Regions from separate parts of the Mus musculus genome. Here region 1 is linked to region 2. The links are chromatin loops, found by intact Hi-C in ENCODE. Cell type or tissue: heart. All regions are shown on one strand. Links, peaks and the distances in the headings refer to the core of each region. The heading gives the core; the rest is flanking DNA.

Evidence for each region. Peaks named below come from ENCODE experiments on the same cell type or tissue, not always from the same donor. Only the 100,000 strongest peaks of a DNase experiment are listed, where the experiment ranks them.
Region 1: a loop joins it to region 2, with 2.1 times the contacts of the local background. A loop is called at or near these places in 1 of 42 quality-filtered maps.

The regions. Positions count from the first base shown.
Region 1 is chr4:89,424,476-89,433,837 of GRCm38, reverse strand. The region is part of intron 5 of Gm12610 (predicted gene 12610); the gene reads right to left. Among named protein-coding and RNA genes, the nearest start is that of Cdkn2b, 120 kb to the right of the region's middle. RefSeq lists an enhancer at 4,734-7,427. In heart, for the core only: a CTCF peak has its summit at 5,740 (motif pointing right); a DNase peak (open chromatin) is centred at 5,747; H3K27ac peaks cover 1,158 bases.
Region 2 is chr4:89,519,808-89,529,169 of GRCm38, reverse strand. No RefSeq gene overlaps it. Among named protein-coding and RNA genes, the nearest start is that of Dmrta1, 160 kb to the left of the region's middle. In heart, for the core only: a CTCF peak has its summit at 4,275; a DNase peak (open chromatin) is centred at 4,419; H3K4me3 peaks cover 1,773 bases; H3K27ac peaks cover 454 bases; H3K27me3 peaks cover 609 bases.

The sequences.
Region 1 (9,362 bases), core at 2,874-7,873, 97 kb after region 2:
CGTCTCTGTACAGACTAATCTCCACAACCCTTATGTCACAAGGACAAATAAATAAAAGCTTGGAAAGAACCTTTATTTCAGGTTCTTATCAGGTTGAGCCAGCTGATAGAGAAAGTAGGCCTTATGAGTGAACTCTTGAACCAGGAAAGAATCCATGCAAAGTTTCTGTCTGGTGATGTGACCTGAAAACGTGTTTCCATTGCTTGCATTATCTTTATGACTAACAAATGATTGCCTCGGATTTGCTCTGTATGCTTGGAAACTAGTTATATATCATTGAGACTGTCACAAACAAGAGATCTCCTTCCTAGGGAAAAAAAAGGAAATTAATCTCCTGGGTACAAGGTTTAATAAAATGAAGAGAAATTTAGATTGTCAAACTGTGCTTTTCGTTTGATTAACTTTCAGAGACTCTGAAACCCTGCTTAACAGCTAGAAGGCCTTCTGAGGGCCACCTCGGTAGGACATGCCTTTAATCCCAGCACTTAGGAGGCAAAGACAGGCAGTTTAGCTCAAGTCTGATCTACATAATGAGTTCCAGATCAGTCAGAGCTACATAGTGAGACCCTGTTGTAAAAGAAGAAAGAGGAGGAGGAAAAGAGGAATATGAGGAGGAGGAGGAGGAAGAGAAAGAATAGGAGAAGGAAGAAGAGGAAGTGGAAGAAAAGGGAAAAGGAGAAAAGGAAGCGGGTAAGGAAGAGGGAGAGCTCGTTCTGAGTAAAACCTAGGCTTTCTTCTAGCATTTGTACCCTAATCTGTTGCTGCTCTATAGTGCTGGTGTAGCCACGACAAGAAGCAGTAACCCCATGAGTCAGGCACTTGTCTCCATTCACTTAGTAAGTAGGCCTCATTAGAAATGTCCAACTAATCCCTTTGTGAATTTCTAAATCTTAAATATGTTCAGTTTTTTCCCCTTTGTATATGAAAAAGTTAAGTTGCGATTGTAGCATAGTATATTATTTCTCTAAAAGAATGATTGAATGTGCAAAGCCAAATTCAAACTTCTGCAGGTTTGAATCTTGCAGGTCTGTGACCAAGCTGTATAGTATGCCTTGCTATAGCTTGACTAGATCATAACTGCAGAGACTGTCACTATGAAAGGCTAACACAATGCCTATAAGTAACCAAGTAATATGCACAGACAAATAATAGAGCAATTATCATAAAACTCCATGCTCAGATGGGTTATTATCAGAAATACTGGATGAAGAATCAACTATACCTAGAGGAGATATTTAATAAACAAAACAGCTCCGTAGCACAGTGGGAAAGGCAGTGGTTTATTCAAAATGTGGTATTAGAACAAAGCAAAATTATTTTTATATGAATTATGCCCAGACAATGGTAGTGCATATTTTTAATCCCAACACCAGGAGGCAGAGAAAATCATATAGACCAGGCCAGCCAGGTCTACAGAGCAAGTTTCAGGACTTGGGTCTCAGACAAAGTTACAGCAGCCTTTCTAGCATCTGAAATTACCTTAGTTGAATTAACTTGAAAAGATAAACTATCAAAGTCAGAAAACCTAGACACTCCAGGTTTCTGGTTCAGGTGTTTGCATGTTTTATTTTCCTCATTAAGTTAAGCCATCAGACTGTTTTGTTTCCTCTTGTAAATGTTTTCTTTTATTAAAAATAATTATTATCTATAGAATGGATTAAAGTGAGCACTTTCTATGACAGGTTTTATGTTATAAATTATGCTCTGTGAACTTAAGAAAGCCTAATAGCTAATTCATAATTACCTTGAGAGTAGAAGTTTTGTTTCTTAGACACTGACCTATCAATAAACAGATTCCTCTATCTGAGATATAAAATGCCTTACCAAACAGCATACATTCCTGCTCTACCTTACTAAGTGCATATTACAGTCCAAAAGAAGGTCGCCATGAAACTAAATGACAAGGTCAACAGAGATGCCACGTGGAAATATCCCGGGATACCATAGCCTGATACCAATCTCTAGTACTAGTTGGAGAGTAGAATACCAAGCCATTGATCTGCTGCAAACTGCAGGTGCAACTGGAGGAGTGGGTGGATGTCAGCGCAGGAGAAAGCTGTGCTACGTCATCCTCCGAGGCCCTTGATGTGGAAGGAACAATCACCACACACACGCAGATCATTGTGATCCCTGTTCCAAGGACCTGGGGTGTGGGAAAGGAAGTGTGGCATGGAATCTGAAAGCTAGATTTACAAGGTAGGAGATCTGAGAGCTTCAAGTGGGGAGGGTTTCCAGCATTTCAGAGAAATTTGTTTTGTTTGTTTTCAGTCTAGACTGAGAGTACAAATGCCTAGGAAATATGCTTGTGGCCAGAAGGCACCCTAGGGTTGTTTTCTTTTCCACTCGGAGCCCTGCTATGATGTATATGGGTTATGGTGTACGTATGCAGTACGTACACTCAGAGATTACCTGTCACTGCAATGGTGCCTCTAACGCTCTATATATCCACTCAGCAGTCTACATGATTGCCACTAATTTCCTTGAATGTCCTCCTTATCCGTACTGTACTGGCTCTTTACTATTAGATGGTTTTGTTTAGGCTAGAGCAATTGCTACTGGCAATTAGCTGCTGGCAATCTCGAAGCTATATTCAGTATAACTTTCTGAAGTGCAAGTTTAAGCACAGGTTTACCCTGCTGAAAAAAAAATTTAGTGTTCAGTTTAAAGGTAGGCTATTCTTATATGGTTCTGATTTTTAAAAATCATTGCCTTGATTCAAATCCTGCCTTTGAACAATAAAATTATGTCATTTGCAGGGAAGTGGGTAGAATTAGAACTCATCGCCTTACAGAAACCATCCAGACCCAGAAAGACAAATATTACTTGTTCTCTCATATGTGGAACATAGATTGTTGCATACAACTTTAAGGTTCCCTGTCTTTGTTACCTGACAACTAGGGAAGTTTTCTTATCCTTTTTGATCCTGAAGTTCCTCAACTGATATAGGGGATGTCAACAGTCAATCCTTCATGCACTTACTGTAAGGATTCTGTGGCAGACTCTAGATAGTTGGGAACTATGCCCACATCACGTAACTTTGAGATACTATTGTTTGACCAACTTATCATCAGCTACAAATGCATATTACAATCTACCCTTCATACTCTCCAGCTGTCTGCCTTCCTTCTGGCCAACCAACAACCTCAATTCTTGTACATGAGTTGAGATTTGTACCAGCCTCATATACCAAGATATTTATATACTTTATTTAATCTTTAACAACTCTAAAATACTAGTCCTGGAAACTGAGACTAAAAAACTGACCTTATATATGAGAGAGCATGGAGATGAAACCAGTTTCCAATACTCCAACTATATTCTTACAGCAATGTTACTTTTATGCCAATCAATTTCCTAAATATTTGCATTAAAGCATTTTAGTCTCACAAGATTTCTTGAACCTTGGAATGTCTACATTCAGAGAAAGACTCTATGCCCATCCTGAACCTAGACAGGACTTCACAACCACCCCAGCTAACTGACTCTAGTACAAGCAAGGTTATACAACATCCAGATGCAGGTTACAAATGATAATACAGCTCTGACTATCTCACTCTTTTGAAACTGCACTCTAGGCAATCTAATATAGGCCACATAATTTTTAATGCTACCTGAAGGTCTCATGCTTGAAGGACCAGTAAAGAGATCACATCAAGATACAGAGGAATGAAGAGGCTCAGCTGCTCAGATGTTCTTTAAGCAATACCAACAGGCACTTCATGCAACAGAGAGGAGCTATCTTAACCAAGCCTGGCCCACATTGCAAAATGCATGAGCTATGCAAATTCTCCTTGTTATTTAAGCCAAGAAATACTGAGAATTTTGTTTCTCAATAATAAAATCCAGAAAGGCTGTAGAAACCTCTAATATCAGTTACTCACTTTCTTGCCCCTTGATGGTAGACCTTGGCAGTCTTCACATGTACAGCCACCTCTACATACAAAGCGTCACCAACGAGCACACCCAATATCCCTCATTTAAAGAGCCATGAACTGACTTATGTCTGTGGATGCCACAGAGTCAAACAGCTTTCCTTAAGTCTATAACTGGATACTTAAGGACTCAAATATAAAGTCAAAATGTCTAGATTTATTCTTTGTCTCCTAGCTGCTATTTCATCTGTCTAGATGTCTGTTTCTTCTGAATGGAGTTACAGTGAAACTTCCATTTGAACCACAATGCAGACATGTATATACACATTCTATGAAAGCTCTTAGATTTTAAATTAATCGCTCTAGCATTGCTGTGATGCAACAGTAACAGATTACATGAAGAAAAAGGATTTGCTTCAGCTCATGGTTTCAGGGAATTCAGCCCATTGAGGCAGAGGCAGAAGCACTCAGCTCACACCATGGCAGGCAGAGACAGCAACAGAAGACTATCATGGAGAAGAGGCACCTCAGTGACCCACTTTCTTCAGCTAAGCTCCAATCTCAAAATCTACAGAAACTTTCCAAATATTGTCATCAGTTGGAGACTAAATGCTCAAAATGTGAGCCTATGGGTACATTTAAGATTCAAATTTTAACAGCATTTGACAGGAGTTTTTATTCTGTTGTGGTATATATTAAAATATTGGTTATATTGTATATCAATTTTTTCTGTTTCTTTGTGTGAACTATTAGTCTTTTGGAAAAAAATAAAAAATAAAAAAAACAGCAGTAAACCCCTGATACCTGATGCTTTGGATGTGAGAAAATATAACTTTGAATGAATAGACAAATAGGTAAAGGGCGCTGAAAGAACACGCCATCCTTGTAGGAGACGTCACATGGAAGAGAACTCAGGCTCATGGGGAATTTAGAGTTGGTGGTATGCTACTGTCCCCATCCTATCCAAATCCTGTCTCTTTCTTAGTGACATTACCATTCCACATAGGCAAAGCTTCAAGACTGCCTTACCCACAAAACCATACAGCTTTCTTGGGCATCTTTAAGAGGACAATGGACAGTCCAAATCAGATGGGCTGGGCTGTGAGGAAAGCCACTGCCACCAATGTCATATAGATCCCCTTTCTCCTTCTTGCCATTTACAGCATGTTATCTGGATGCCTGACCTTGCCAAGCAAAATCTAGTTAATCTTTACAGTGCCATTCCCCTTTATGGCCTCTATGATATGGCAGTGCCATATGGTGGCAGTGCTGTGGAAAGGACTCTGCTCTTAGCTGGTGAGCAGGCTTGTGCTGCACTAAGCAAATAATCTGCCTCTTGCATCATCCATCACATCCCTGCTCAGTGGAAGACACATCCACCTCTACTAAGGACACGAGAGAAGAGGCTCTACCATAAGTTTCTACCTCAGTATACACATGTGCATATGAATTCTCACTGAAAGAGATGGCAGACTGGAGATATTGCTGCTGAGTTGCAATACCTGCTAGTGGAGCCCACTGCTGTCACAGACCAGCAGTACCATTCAAGGACACCTTGATCTCAGTATACAGAAAACTCTCAGTCCACCAATCAGGTCTTCAATCTGTTCTCTAGGTTCTCTAGGTTCCGCTGACTAAAATCCAACAAGCTGGCCTTAGAAGCAAATGCGGGATCTATCTCACTGTTGCTGTGATTACAGGTTGTGTGTTTCTCGTAGCTTTAATCATGCCTACATTCTTTCTCAGAAGGAGCTGTTTGAAGCCTGCAGAATGCTGAGGTTTGGACACATTTCTGAGGTAGCCACCACAGCTTCTGATTGGACAGCCACTCTCGGACCATGTAGGCCTTTTGCTGTTGACTCACCAGAGGGCAGCAACTTGGCAGCTTGATGTCAGCGTGCAAGAATGTCAGGCTGCTCTCTCCAGGCAACCACCCTCTGGCCGCCAACAACTCCACACTCAACCAAGAGCTGAGCAAGGCTGCCCAGGTTTACACTCTGGCAAACCCCCTGCCTGGGCTTTTCACTGCCCTGGATTTCGTGCCACAGCAAAAGAGAAACAAAAGCAAAGGAACAAACAAAAAGCCCACACCTTAGTTCACATCACTAAACCCTAGTTGTGACGGGAGTGTGTATGAGACTGGGTATGGTTGTCTGTATAGCTCTCTGCAACACACACACACACACACACACACACACACACACACACACACACACACACTTTTCCCAATAGGAAGCACTAGAATGCAGGATGTAATCTGTCAGGATGCATAAGTAAGATTTCTAAATTATTGAGCATATAGAAATACGTGCTACTACACTCCCGAATATTTGATTTGCCTCAAATTCCTCATAGCTCTGACTACTCTGACTGAAACCTTCACTTGGACTTAGGACTGTCTGTGAAGTGTTTTATAATCCCATGACTAGATTTTTTTTTAGGGGGAGTGGCTTCCTGGTGCTCATGTGGCATGGCAGAGTTGTCAGAGAGCATGCAGCCTGGCTCTGTGTCTACTCTTGAGCATTACCTAGATTCACATCTTCTGTGATCTTAGTAGCACCCCCTCATTCAGGAAAAAAAAGAGTCAGAGTCATGTGTCTACATTCATTAAAATGCCCGTGCTCACAGAGTATTTTCGATGGTTGTAATTTTAGTCAACTGAAAGCAGTAAACCTATTAAAAGATCTATGGATCCATGGCCAAGGTCAAGCAATTAACCACATTACACAGTAAACCAAGGTTGAATTAGTGATTCACAGGAACTAAGTATTCCCTGACTCAGTTTGCTAATGTGTGGAAGTCCAAAGATTAAGGTTATTTGATTCTTATAGCAAACCAGGATTGAGATAAAAGTTCCCTCTTTGGTCTTGTCTTCATTTCATTTCTTTACCCTGAGGAATGGCTACAACTTCAACTTCTCCATTCTGTCTGTATTTTCTAGAACTGTCCAATCTGGCTAATGCAGTGGGTAGATCACCCCCCAAAAATATTTCCATATCATAATCCTCCAAGTTTACTAATATGATTTTTATATGAAAACTTAAGAATTAACTTAAGATGAATTAACTCAGTTAGTCACAGTAGGCAAGAAATCCAATAATAAATGTCCTTATAGAAGCACACAGAGAAGAGGCTGAGAGAAAAGAGATAGCAGAAAATACAGTGAGGTAACTTCCAGATGAAAACTTCCTGAAGACACTGGAAGTTCAGAAAATTCTCCTATATAACCTGTGTGGATGGCAAGAGCCTGCTGATATCCTGACTGAATTTACCACCCCTACAACTCTGCATTGATTTCCACTGCCTTAAAGCCATGGTGTTTGTAGACACTGGATGATAGATACAGAGAAAGAATCCATTACAAACTCTATGTCATGTAAAGAATAATGCAGGCAATGCAGGTCTAGGTGGAAAAATGATGCTATTAATGTCCTGCATGAATGTTCATGAATCAACGAGTCATGGTACATGATTGCAGGAAGCCTGTAGTCCCCAAATCCAGGAGATGTGAGCAAGACAGCCATTAATTACAGGGCCAAAGTCCTTCCCACTCAAACAAACAAAAAAGGAAAATAATGTAATTAATTAATTATTCAGTATGACAACTGACAAATTGAAAGTCAGGTCAATAGCAAAAAAATACTAGCAGGTTCAGCAAAAGCAGTCCTGTCAGAAAGCAGTGCCCATCCATCATTACTCCTGCTGACAGCATGGCTCAATCTGGATAAATCTTGCCTGTTTTACTGACCTGTTACTTTAAATTTCTTGGAGCTTAAGTGTTGGTTCAAAATCCAAACAGGCAAATGGCATTTTGTGGGCCTGACCAAACATACTTAAGTGCTGAGATGTAACCGCAGTGGCCAGCTGTGGTTCATGAACCAACTGACCCTTTAAAAAATACTGACAAAGTACATGACAGCCAGGAGTCCCTCAGCCTCCCCTTTCACTCCCACTCTCTCCCACTTACCCTGTGGGCAGAGAGAAGAGCTCTGTCGCAGTCTTCAGTTCATCTTTCTTGGTAGCTCCTCTTTCTTTTTCTGTGATAACTTAATTTGTACACTATCTACTTAAGAATACAGTCCTCTCTCTCTCTCTCTCTCTCTCTCTCTCTCTCTCTCTCTCTCTCTCTCTCTCTCTCTCTCTGTGTGTGTGTGTGTGTGTGTGTATGTGTGTGTGTGTGTGTATTTCTGCGTGTGTGTGTGTGTGTATTTCTGCATGTGTGTGTGTGAAAGAGAGAAGAAAGAAAGAAAGAAAGAAAGAAAGAAAGAAAGAAAGAAAGAAAGAAAGAAAGAAAGAAAGAAAGAAAGACAGAGAGAGAGAGAGAGAAAGAGAGAGATGAGGGGGTGGGGGAAAGAAAGCGATTGCTTTAGAAGAAATCCAAAGTCATTTTTTCTTACGTTTCATCATAAGCATTAAGACAAGATTACTACAAAGGGCAGGTGGGTCCAGGAAATATAAATGTATATCAAGGGAAATATAAACTATAAACTATAAACTGAGACAAGACATTAGCCGCCTTCTCCAGCTTCTAATTTCAGTGTGAGTATCTGGAGGTGATTCTGAAGTAACATGCAACTCAAGGAGTTCCATGCTTTTCTGGCTGCTCATGAAGGTGGCTGGGAAGAAAATGAAGAACAATGAACGTTTTATAAAAGCCAGGGTTCTTGTGGCTGCCCCTCCGGAAGACCTCACTGAGGAGGGACCATGCCAACTTTCATAATACAAATTTTTGTCATGCAAACAGTCTGCAAAAAGAGATGCCCCGAAGGTTCCCTCTAAAAGTTAGAGGGATTTAAAAGGAGTATCAGGAAAATAAGGGATAGAGAGAGAATTGTGCCTCCTTACTAATGTACTATTATCCTCAAATGAAAATTAAGAACACCAAAAGCCCTGATCAATAACAAAATGACAGGCAACTCAATTTTTATAATGGGCAAAAGATTTAAACAGACAGCATTTCACCAATGTGCTGGGCATCGATAGTCATCAGGAAAATGCCAATAAAACCACTAGGCTTAGTCAGTCAAAGGCAAAAAAACACAAACAAACAAACAAACAAACAAACACAAAGCCCCAGACACTTATTGGCAATGAGAAGTGGAAACCTTCACACAGTTTTTCATCTGAGTACAAAATGGCATAGCCACTTTGACAGTTAGTTTAACAGTTCCACAAACAGTTAAATAGTGGTTATCCATATAACAGTCTACACTATGAGGGCCACCTAAAAGGGGAAAAATACGTTCACACAAATGACAGAGACAGGAATGATTAACAGAACTACTCCTCACAGGCAAGTGGTAAGGAAACCTAAAATGTCCTTCAACCACAGGATGGAAAAACAAAATTTAGCATATGGCACATCTACACACTACTTATTTTCTGCAGAGTTAATACCTTAACAGTGGTCCTCAGCCTTTAACACAGTGCCTCATGTTGTGGTGACCCCCAACCATAAAATTACTTCACTGCTATTTCATAACTGTAATT
Region 2 (9,362 bases), core at 1,559-6,558:
CTGCTATGGTGAAGATTCTCGTGGAAGTCACCACAGCAATCTCCCCTGGAAGGAGGGATCCTCTTCCTTCCTTCTTTATCCATTCGCCCTCTCTTTATCCATTCTCTGATCTCTTGAAGTCACTTCTCAAATAACCTATTTGCCCACAAGCATTGTTTTCAGACACTGTGTTTTGAGAAGTCGTTCTGAGATAGAATGATCTTTATAATCATTGATCTATGTAATTAAGATCTATGCAAACCTGAGAGTCTAGCCTGGGGGTGGGGTGGAAACACGAATGGAAATTGCTAGTGAAATATATCTGGTCATAAAAAGGATTGTAAAAACAATATACAAGCCAGATGAAAAAGGATTAAACTCAATGAACAGCAACCTCTAACAAAAAAACAAAACCAAAAGCAGCTCCAAGTTATGGGGCCTGACAATATGTTCCTCTGCAAATTCAAGCCTCAGAGTTTGGCCAAGACAGCCTGACAGCCAGACACGTTCAAAGGAGAAAATTCAAGTCCTCAGTGAACTTTATTGATCCAAAGTTGTTTAAGAATACTGACTCGATCAGTCCTTAATACCTTCATTAATAGTCTGTGAATGAGGCTCAGTCACAGGTAAAAAGTAGGATGTCTGGATTTGCCCACTGCTTACTGACAACTTAAAAAACAGAACTGGATGTTATTGTTATTGTTTTAATTAATTCACTCCATAAATTCAGGGCTGAAAGAATCTTTTCATTACACAAACTTATCTACTGTGATTGGAAGTTGTCCCCGTGGTACTTGATCTGTTAAAATTTTGCACACAAAAAAAAGTAAGAAATATAATTTCCAAAAACAGGAATTGCCCATTTTAGGATAGGAGGAAAAGTGTATTTTCTGAATTCTTATTTAAAAAAAAAAATCTTTCTAAAGACACAGCTACTGTTCATTGTGCTCATTCCAAAGTCTCAATAACTAAGAATCTCTGTGGAAAACAAAAGGTTTAGCCAAGGAAATGAGGCCATGCGAGGGAGTGGTAATGAGTCACAGATTCTTTGGTTTCTAACATTGGGAAACCCAGACTTCATCTGCCCAGTGCAGGGTGTTCTTTACAAACCATCCACCTTGCTAGGCATGGCAACTAAACAAAGCAGGCTCCCTCAACTCTTGTTGGATATATACCTTATGAATGAAGATACATACTCTGTTGTTTTGTTTGTAGTGTTTTGTTTTGCTTGGTTGTTTGGTTGTCTGCTTTTCAAAACAGGGGTTCTCTGTGTAGCCCTAGCTGTCCTAAAACTCTGTAGACCAGGCTAGCCTCTAACCCTGCACCCCTAAGGCTGGGATTAAAAGCACAGCCATCTCCTGGCCAGTTTTGTTACGTTAACCAAAGAGACTTTTGTTATTGGAAGTGATGATGGGTGTTAGGAAGGAGAAATGCAAGAAGAGAAGACAAGGAAAGAAATCAAATTGAAATTAGGGTCAGGAAATAGCTCTCTGAGAAAGTAATAATTATCCTGAAAGAAAGAATAGGAAGCAGACAGGTGACCGAACACTGATGTCACAATGGAGCCCCGTGGGGGGTCTGAAAAGGGAATGGACGTGAATCTAGCGAGCAAGGCCAAGTGTGGCTTGAGAAGAATCTGGAGACACAGGTAGAGAGGTGCTTAGCCAAGTCCTCGAGGCCATGTTAAAGTGTTTGGGGCTTGTGTTAAATGCAGCAAGAACCTCAACCAAATGTATGCCAAGTGCAAAGCAAACAGAAACCAGCTTTCCTGGCACACATTCTCGAACCTACGGCTGCCATGGATTTTACCACAAAACAAAGTACCATATTACAAACTGCCTGTTCAGAATTAATTCTTTTGTGAGTTACTCCGATCATAAAGAACAGGGATCCAGGCTGGATATGAAATGCAAAAGAGAATCTTAGCTATGCAACTCAGTGGGGATGGATCAGGGTGCTACTCACAGAGTTCTGTTTGAGGTAGTGAACACTTCTGTCCAGAAGGCAAGCACAGGGACGGTTATACTCCAGGGGGAAGCCACTGAACATGGGCTTTGCACAGTTTAGTGTCTGCTGGACGTTGTCCAGGTTGTCTCCAGTGTTCCTGTCGGCTCCCCAGCTAATTAGAGTCACCTCTATTGACAGATGTGGCAAAGGTCACTGCTCTGGGGACTTGGCTGAGGAGGGAGCATTTCACTGTCCTCGAGTGTGAAGACAAATAAGACATTACCCTAAAAGGTTCAAGCTCAAAGGGAATGCAGAGGTCAAAGATTCCCTGGACGTCTTGCACTCAGGTTCAAAAGCACCAACTGGACTGGATAGCAATAGCTCTGGAACCCAAGCCTGAAGGACTGATTGATTGGGAATAGGCATGGACGTGGTATGACGGGGCAGCCCAAGCCAAGCCAAAGCCAATATACGGTGACAAATATACACCCATCTATACACAAGGAATACACATGCAAAGACGCTTTAAAGATAACTTACCTCATGGGTGAGCCCCATCTGTGCTATCACCAAAGACCCAACATGGCTTCAATGATAGTCCCATCTAATGGTCACACAGATGGCCCTGACGAGCCAAATGGGTCACAGAACAAAACCAAATGTCAGAAATCTGTGAAACAGGGAAAATAGAGAGGAATAAAAGAGATGATGGGGGAGAGGGGTTGTAAAAGGGAGCTGGAGTAACCATAATGCACTGTATAGATTATGTAATTGTCAAAGAACTAACTTATTTAAAAGATACATTCTGTACATACATAAGCTTGTCAAGGGAAAAAAATATGGTTTAAAGATGCAGAGATCCACAGCAAAGCATTACAAGGGACTCAGTGAATCCAAAGGAAAAAGAAGAAGAGGAAAGATTGTAGGAGCCAGAAAGGTCAAGGACACCACCAGAAAACCCACAGAATCAACAAATGAACTCCTAAGGGCTCACTGAGACTGAAGCGGCAGTCAGGGAGCCTGCGTGGGTCTAACCTCTGCATATATGATAGTTATGTAACTTAGTGTTCTTGTAGAACTCCTAACAGAGGAAGTTGGGGCTGTTTCTGAAGCTCTTGCCTGCCTTTGAGACCCTTGTCCTTCGACTGGTTCACCTTGTCCACCCTTAATAGGAGGAGAGGTAGGTACCTAGCCTTACTGAAACTTGATATGCCACGGTTAATTGCTATCCCAGAGAGCCCGTCCATTTTCTGAAGGGAAACTGAGTAGTAGTGGTTGGGGAGGGAGGAGAGACTGGGAAGAGAGAAGAGAGGGAAAATACTGTGGTTGGGATATGAAAGAATAAATTGATTTAAAAAAATAAATAAAAGTATTGTTTAAGAAAATTACATTCTAGATTACATAAAGTGAATTTTAAACGAAATGAATTAACCTTAAATTTTATTTATTTTTACACGAATTGCATCACACTAAATTTTCTCTTATTTGAAAGAGCCGGCATAAAGAGTTACCAACTCAAACCAGGGGTTAGAAAACTATAACCTGGGCTGGTGAGATGGCTCAGTGGGTAAGAGCACCTGACTGCTCTTCCAAAGGTCAGAAGTTCAAATCCCAGCAACCACATGGTGGCTCACAACCATCTTTAACGAGATCTGACTGGAGTGTCTGAGGACAGCTACAGTGTACTTACATATAATAAATAAATAAATAAATCTTTTAAAAAATGTTAAAAAAAAAAAAGAAAAAGAAAAGAAAACTACAGCCTATGGTTAAATCTTGGGCTCAGCCTATTTTTGAAAATCGATTTTTACTGGAAGGTGGAAAATATGAAAACCTCTCAAAAATGATAACTTGTATTCTCCATTAGCTGAATTTTCAGCAATGGACAACTATTGTTTATACATTTATTTTAGAGACATTTATTACTAACACCTTGTAGTCCCAGAAAACAATAAGAGCAATGTACAGCGTAGTCAATCATTATAAAGCAGGGGGGAAAAAAGACTCTTTCTATTACCATAGAGTTCTTATGTCTGAGTCTCTCTCAAAATGACTCTCAGCTTATCAGTTTAGTTGACCCAGTTGTGGCCACTCTGCAGCCCTTAGAGCTTTCCTTGTGTGGCACAGTGTGTTCCTTACAAGGAATTAAGCCGAGAGAATTCGGTCTAACGGCAGTAAAAGGCAGAAGTGAGAATTTAGCTGACTCTACCACCACGCCGTTTTATCTTGAAGCTTCTGGGAAACTTTAGTTGCTTTGTGAAGGTGTTGTGGAAAAAGAGACAAGTTGCCTCCGGGGTTGCTAACTTCGCCGATTTTCTTTCCGTTTGAAGAACACAACCAACAAACCGCCACTAGGTGTCCTCAACACCAAACTAATCCTCACTTCGGCACTTTCAGAGGCGAACTCGCAGGGACACGGGACTCAGGAGTTCCCCCCGAGGGACAGATCAAAACCCCGTGCACTCAGCACGGCTCTCTGAGTGAAAAGAAGTTCCCGGCAACAGCATCCGAAACTTCGGATCTCAGCTTTTAGTACGGAAAGGCCGGATGGTGGGGTGGAGACCCTCCTACGCTGAACGGGAACAAGAGAGGCCAATTTGAAGCCGCCCTGCCTCGCAGCAACTTCAAATGCGCAGAGAATATGCATTGGGTTCTAACTGCTTTTGTTTTTTGTTTTTAATTTATTTTTTATTATGCTTTTGTTTTCTTTACGGCGTTTGCAAATAAGAAGCCATTGTTCGGCTAAGCCTGTTCATTCGTTTTTTCACGAGAAGACAGTAATATTACTGAGTCCGCAGTCAGAGTCGCCAACTCCATCCCGATTCTCATCCATCCGGACGCTCCTCTGCTTGTCTTTTCCAGTTCTCCCCTCCCTCGCCCCCCATCTTTCCCTCCTCTATTTCTTCTCAACGGTATCTAAATCTACCACCTTTACACACATAGTGCGCTTTCCTGGTTAAAATATGAATATTTACATATTCAGTGGAAATAGGATTTCTTGACTTTGAAAAGTCAATAAAAGGGGAAAGAAAAGGAAGAGGTGCTAGAGATGGCTCAGTTGTTGCGTGCTTACTGCTCTGCAGAGGATCCGGGTCCTGTTTCCAGCACCCACATGGCAGATCACCACTACCTGTAACTCTACTTCCAGGAGAACAAAGGACCTCATCTGTCCTCCATGGGCTCTTGAACATATGCATACACTCAGGCACGTATACATAAAATAACTAAATATTTAAAAATGAATAGGAGGAGGAAAGGGGTGGGGGTGAGAAAGCAAGCAGGTAACTGCCCAAATCGACCCAAAAGTTATGGACCATAAGGTCACATGGTGGGAACCGGTGGGAACCGGGAGCTGCAGAAGGCATTTCCCTTCATCTTTCCTGCCTCCACTCCGGATTCTTTATCATGTTCCAGGAATTTCTAATCTCACCACAGCCAGATGACTCACAGCGGCTGACTGGCTGTCTAGGCTTCTACCTAACACCTGTAAAGATAAACCCTGGTTAAAACAGCACTCATTGCAGGGTGGCCTTTGCAGATGGCCAGGGGGATTTTCAGAGTTGAGTTCAATTTTTCCCCTCAAAGGCTCACAGACCTTGATCTTAATTTCAGACATATTTGTGTCTGACAGCCAGAGGCTAGCTACACACCAGGAATAACCTCCCATGGACCAGACCTGCTGCTTGGGGAGAGGAACACAGGAGTACAGCAATCCTTATTTGGGACCACAAAGGGTTTTGGTTTGCAAGCTACTCAGACCAACCTTCTTCGTACTCACTTCACTGCCCCAGGCTGCCTTTTAGGGGCGTGTCATTTTCTCTCTGATCAATTGAGAGGTTCTTTCTAACTAACGTCTCTCCATGCGAGGCATACAGAAACAGTGGGCCATACGGTCAGATTCAAAATATAAATGTTAAATAGTGTCCTTCCAGGCAAGTGATAAAGAAAATAATCAAGGAGCCATATTTCTGAAGGCTTATATAGGAATAAATCCTTATATAGAGAGATAAATCATACATAAGCAGATAATTATAGGTCAACTCTTATTTATAAGACAATACTTAACATTGAGCTTTTAAAATACCCTTAATCCCTTCCAGGAGTTCTATAAGCATTAGTTAATTTAATGTTTTCAACAAGCTCATAAGGTACATATAATTATAAAACTGATGACCATGGAGGTATAGATTTTTCTTTAAAAATATATATGTATGTATATATACATATTTTTTTCTGTTATAATTAGAACATGGCTCTGAACATGCCAGAGAGCCTGGAAGATCTGTGAATTGAAAAAAAAAAAAAAACTAAAGGAGAACTTGTGTGCGTGTGTGTGTGTGTGTGTGTGTGCGCGCACGCTTGTACACAGGTGACTAAAGTATTTGTATGCTTCTGTGTGGAGGCCAGAGGACACCCTCAGGTCATGCACCTGAGGTACATTTCTCAGGTACCACCCACATTTTCCACCTTTTTAAAAACATAAACAAAGTCTCTCACTGGCCTTGTCAAGGAAGCGAGGCTGAGTCCTAGGAATCTATCTAGACTGTCTCCAACCCCCATCCCCAAGTTTATTTTTAAGTGAGTTCTGGGAGTTCATGCAAGACCTGGTGCTGGCAAAGTGGGAACTTTACAGATTGAGTTCTTCCCTCAACCGTGATTCAAATTCAAAACTGGAAATTAAACCCTTGAAAATAATTCTGAAGTTAAAAATTACCAGTCTGTGTCCAAATAAACAGGCTTGTTGATATCTCTGTGTGTCTATCTCTCCCTTCCTTCCTTTCATTCCATCTTTCTATTTCAGAAGATTATACTTGTTCTATTCCAGTACGTTTCATTTCCTGGTCTTTCTAAAGCACAATGCTAGAAGGCAGAGACTCAAGAATTTAAAGGCATTTCCTGGGCTAGACTGACCTACTGCTGGAACTAGTCATGCCAGTACCAGGGAAGCCAAGCGTGGATATTTAACATCTAGAAACTGGACTGGCCACGTACGAATCCCAGGGAGACTGTGTGAAACGCCAATGGAAGAGCAGAAAACTGGCTCTCAGAGATTGTCTGAAATGCTGTTTTATTCTCGAGGGACTGTGACTTGGATGCCCCTCAGAGTATGAACCAGGGTCACCTGCTAATCAGAGATGCATTAACCATCAGCCATGAGATAGAAAAGAATTTGGGCATGAGTATAAATCATACTTAGTACCTCATCATAAAAGTGAAAGATTTCATCAGTCTCACAAAATAGATGTGCACCATGGATTAGAGCTAAATCAATTAGTCCTCTTGACAAACAGTTCAGAAAACATGGGTTTACTTCATCAGGGTCCTGATTGGTGTCTACAATCTCCTCCTATAATAAGAGGTTGTTTCCCAGAGTGCATTGTGAGTGCCTTCTTCCCCAGCTGGGCTCTAACTTCCCCAAAGGTGAGGTTCTTCTCCAATTGCTGGTTGACGTGACTTGCTAGGATGCATCTGATGGTCAATATCTGTTAAATGACTAAGACACACTCATCCAACACAGTGGGAAATGGCGTTAATTTTGTCTGGGAACTTCTCAGTACCACAAGTTCAGAGGCCGTAAGAGCCAGAGCCAGTTCTCTGCCCTTGGCCACCTGGTTTCTACTACCTGAGATAGGCTTCTTTATTCAGCTTGGCGCACCACTGCCCAGGAAAGATGGGGAAGTTCTTTCAGTTTTTCTTCATAAGCTTCTGAATCATTTGGACAGATTTTTCACACACACACACACACACACACACACACACACACACACACACACACATGTTCCATCAATACCTTGGTTAGCAATATTTTAAATATACATTTACACATTACACATGCATATGGATCCAAAAGTGAACACATTTTACCATTCTCTTCTCATTCCTGAGAATGATATTCCTCTTTATCTTCTTAACTTTTTTCTCAAGATTCAGTAAAAGTTTGTAACTTTCTTCATAATTATATATTTAAGCTGATTTCTAACATGCTTTGTTTTTGAAGTTGCTGTTCAATGTGGGATATCTCTGCCCTCATTCTCTCTCTCTCTCTCTCTCTCTCTCTCTCTCTCTCTCTCTCTCTCAGTTTAACTGGATGCTCTGTCAGTCAACTTAGGTCTCCCTCTATTCCCTTCTTTTCTACGTTTTGGTATAGAGCAACCAGCTGAACGCTGCTTGTTTTCTGTGCATTTTCACCCTTAATGTTTTAGGGTTTTTTAAATTTTACCTTGGGAATCACAGTGTTGGCAATTACTTACCTTATCTTCTTTTCCTCCCCTTAGCTGTTTTAGGTTTCACTTCTTATTACTACCAAGAGAATGAACTTCTCTTAATTAAATTATTATTAGAGAAGACATTTAGAAATGAAACAGAATACGGACACAAAATTGTGAAGGCACCGCCTCTCTGTTGGGGCACCGCCAGCTGGAGATTTAGGGATTAACTATTCTGAATGCTGGCATTATTGAGGAAAAAGTAAAAATCGTAAGTTTCCTTGTTACTCAGTGAACTTCTGCTCATATTAAGTTAGAACCAAAGCAAAGAAGAAAAGTGAAATAATAAATGTGAACAAAAATCAGTGATTAAAACAACAAAAAAAAATCTATCCATGGCCATCATAATTTAGGACACATTACTTCAGATACATGTGCATTCGTAGGCCTGTATCCCAGCGCGAGCACCCAGAAGCTGAGCTGGGGAGAATGCCAGCTTAAGACCCTCTGGCATACATAGTAAGACTCTTGTCTCAGAAAAGCAAGGGCTGGGCTCCTAGCTTAGTAGAAGGACACTTGCTTATCACGCTTAAGGTCCTGAGTTCAAGGCTGAGTACCCAGCACTTCGTGAAGAGAAGAATGAGGAATGAAGGTGAAAGGAAAGGAGGGGAGAGGAGGGGAGGGGAAGGGAGGGGAGAGGAGGGGAGGGGAGGGCAGAGGAGGGGAAGGGAGGGGAAGGGAGGGGAGAGGAGGGGAGGGGAGGGGAGGGGAGAGGAGGGGAAGCAAGAGGAGGTCACTTTACTTTCTTAAGCTCGCTGTAGGTGTCTTGGTCTCCCTTATGAACCTTAATCACTAAGCAAATGCCACTCACCAGAGGCATTGACTTTTAATCACTAGATAGCTTCCTACAATCTCTGTCCTCTTTTAGACCTTGAAAATCAAATGAATCAATATAACTGGCAGGAAATTGTAGATATCAGCTCTGCTACTGTACTTGACATAAGAGCCAAGAGTGTGGCTGATCACAATCTATGTGTCCTTTAAAACTAAACACGGGTTCCTACACTCATGGAAGCCAAGCTCCGGGCCACCTGCCTATTCTTCATTAGAGTCAGAGCTACAGAAGACAGAACCCCTTGCTACCGTCTTTCCTGAGACTGCCGAATCCAAAGATGGCCTTTTGCCTTCTGGTTGAAGACGATCCACTCAATCTCAGGGACACGGAGGCAG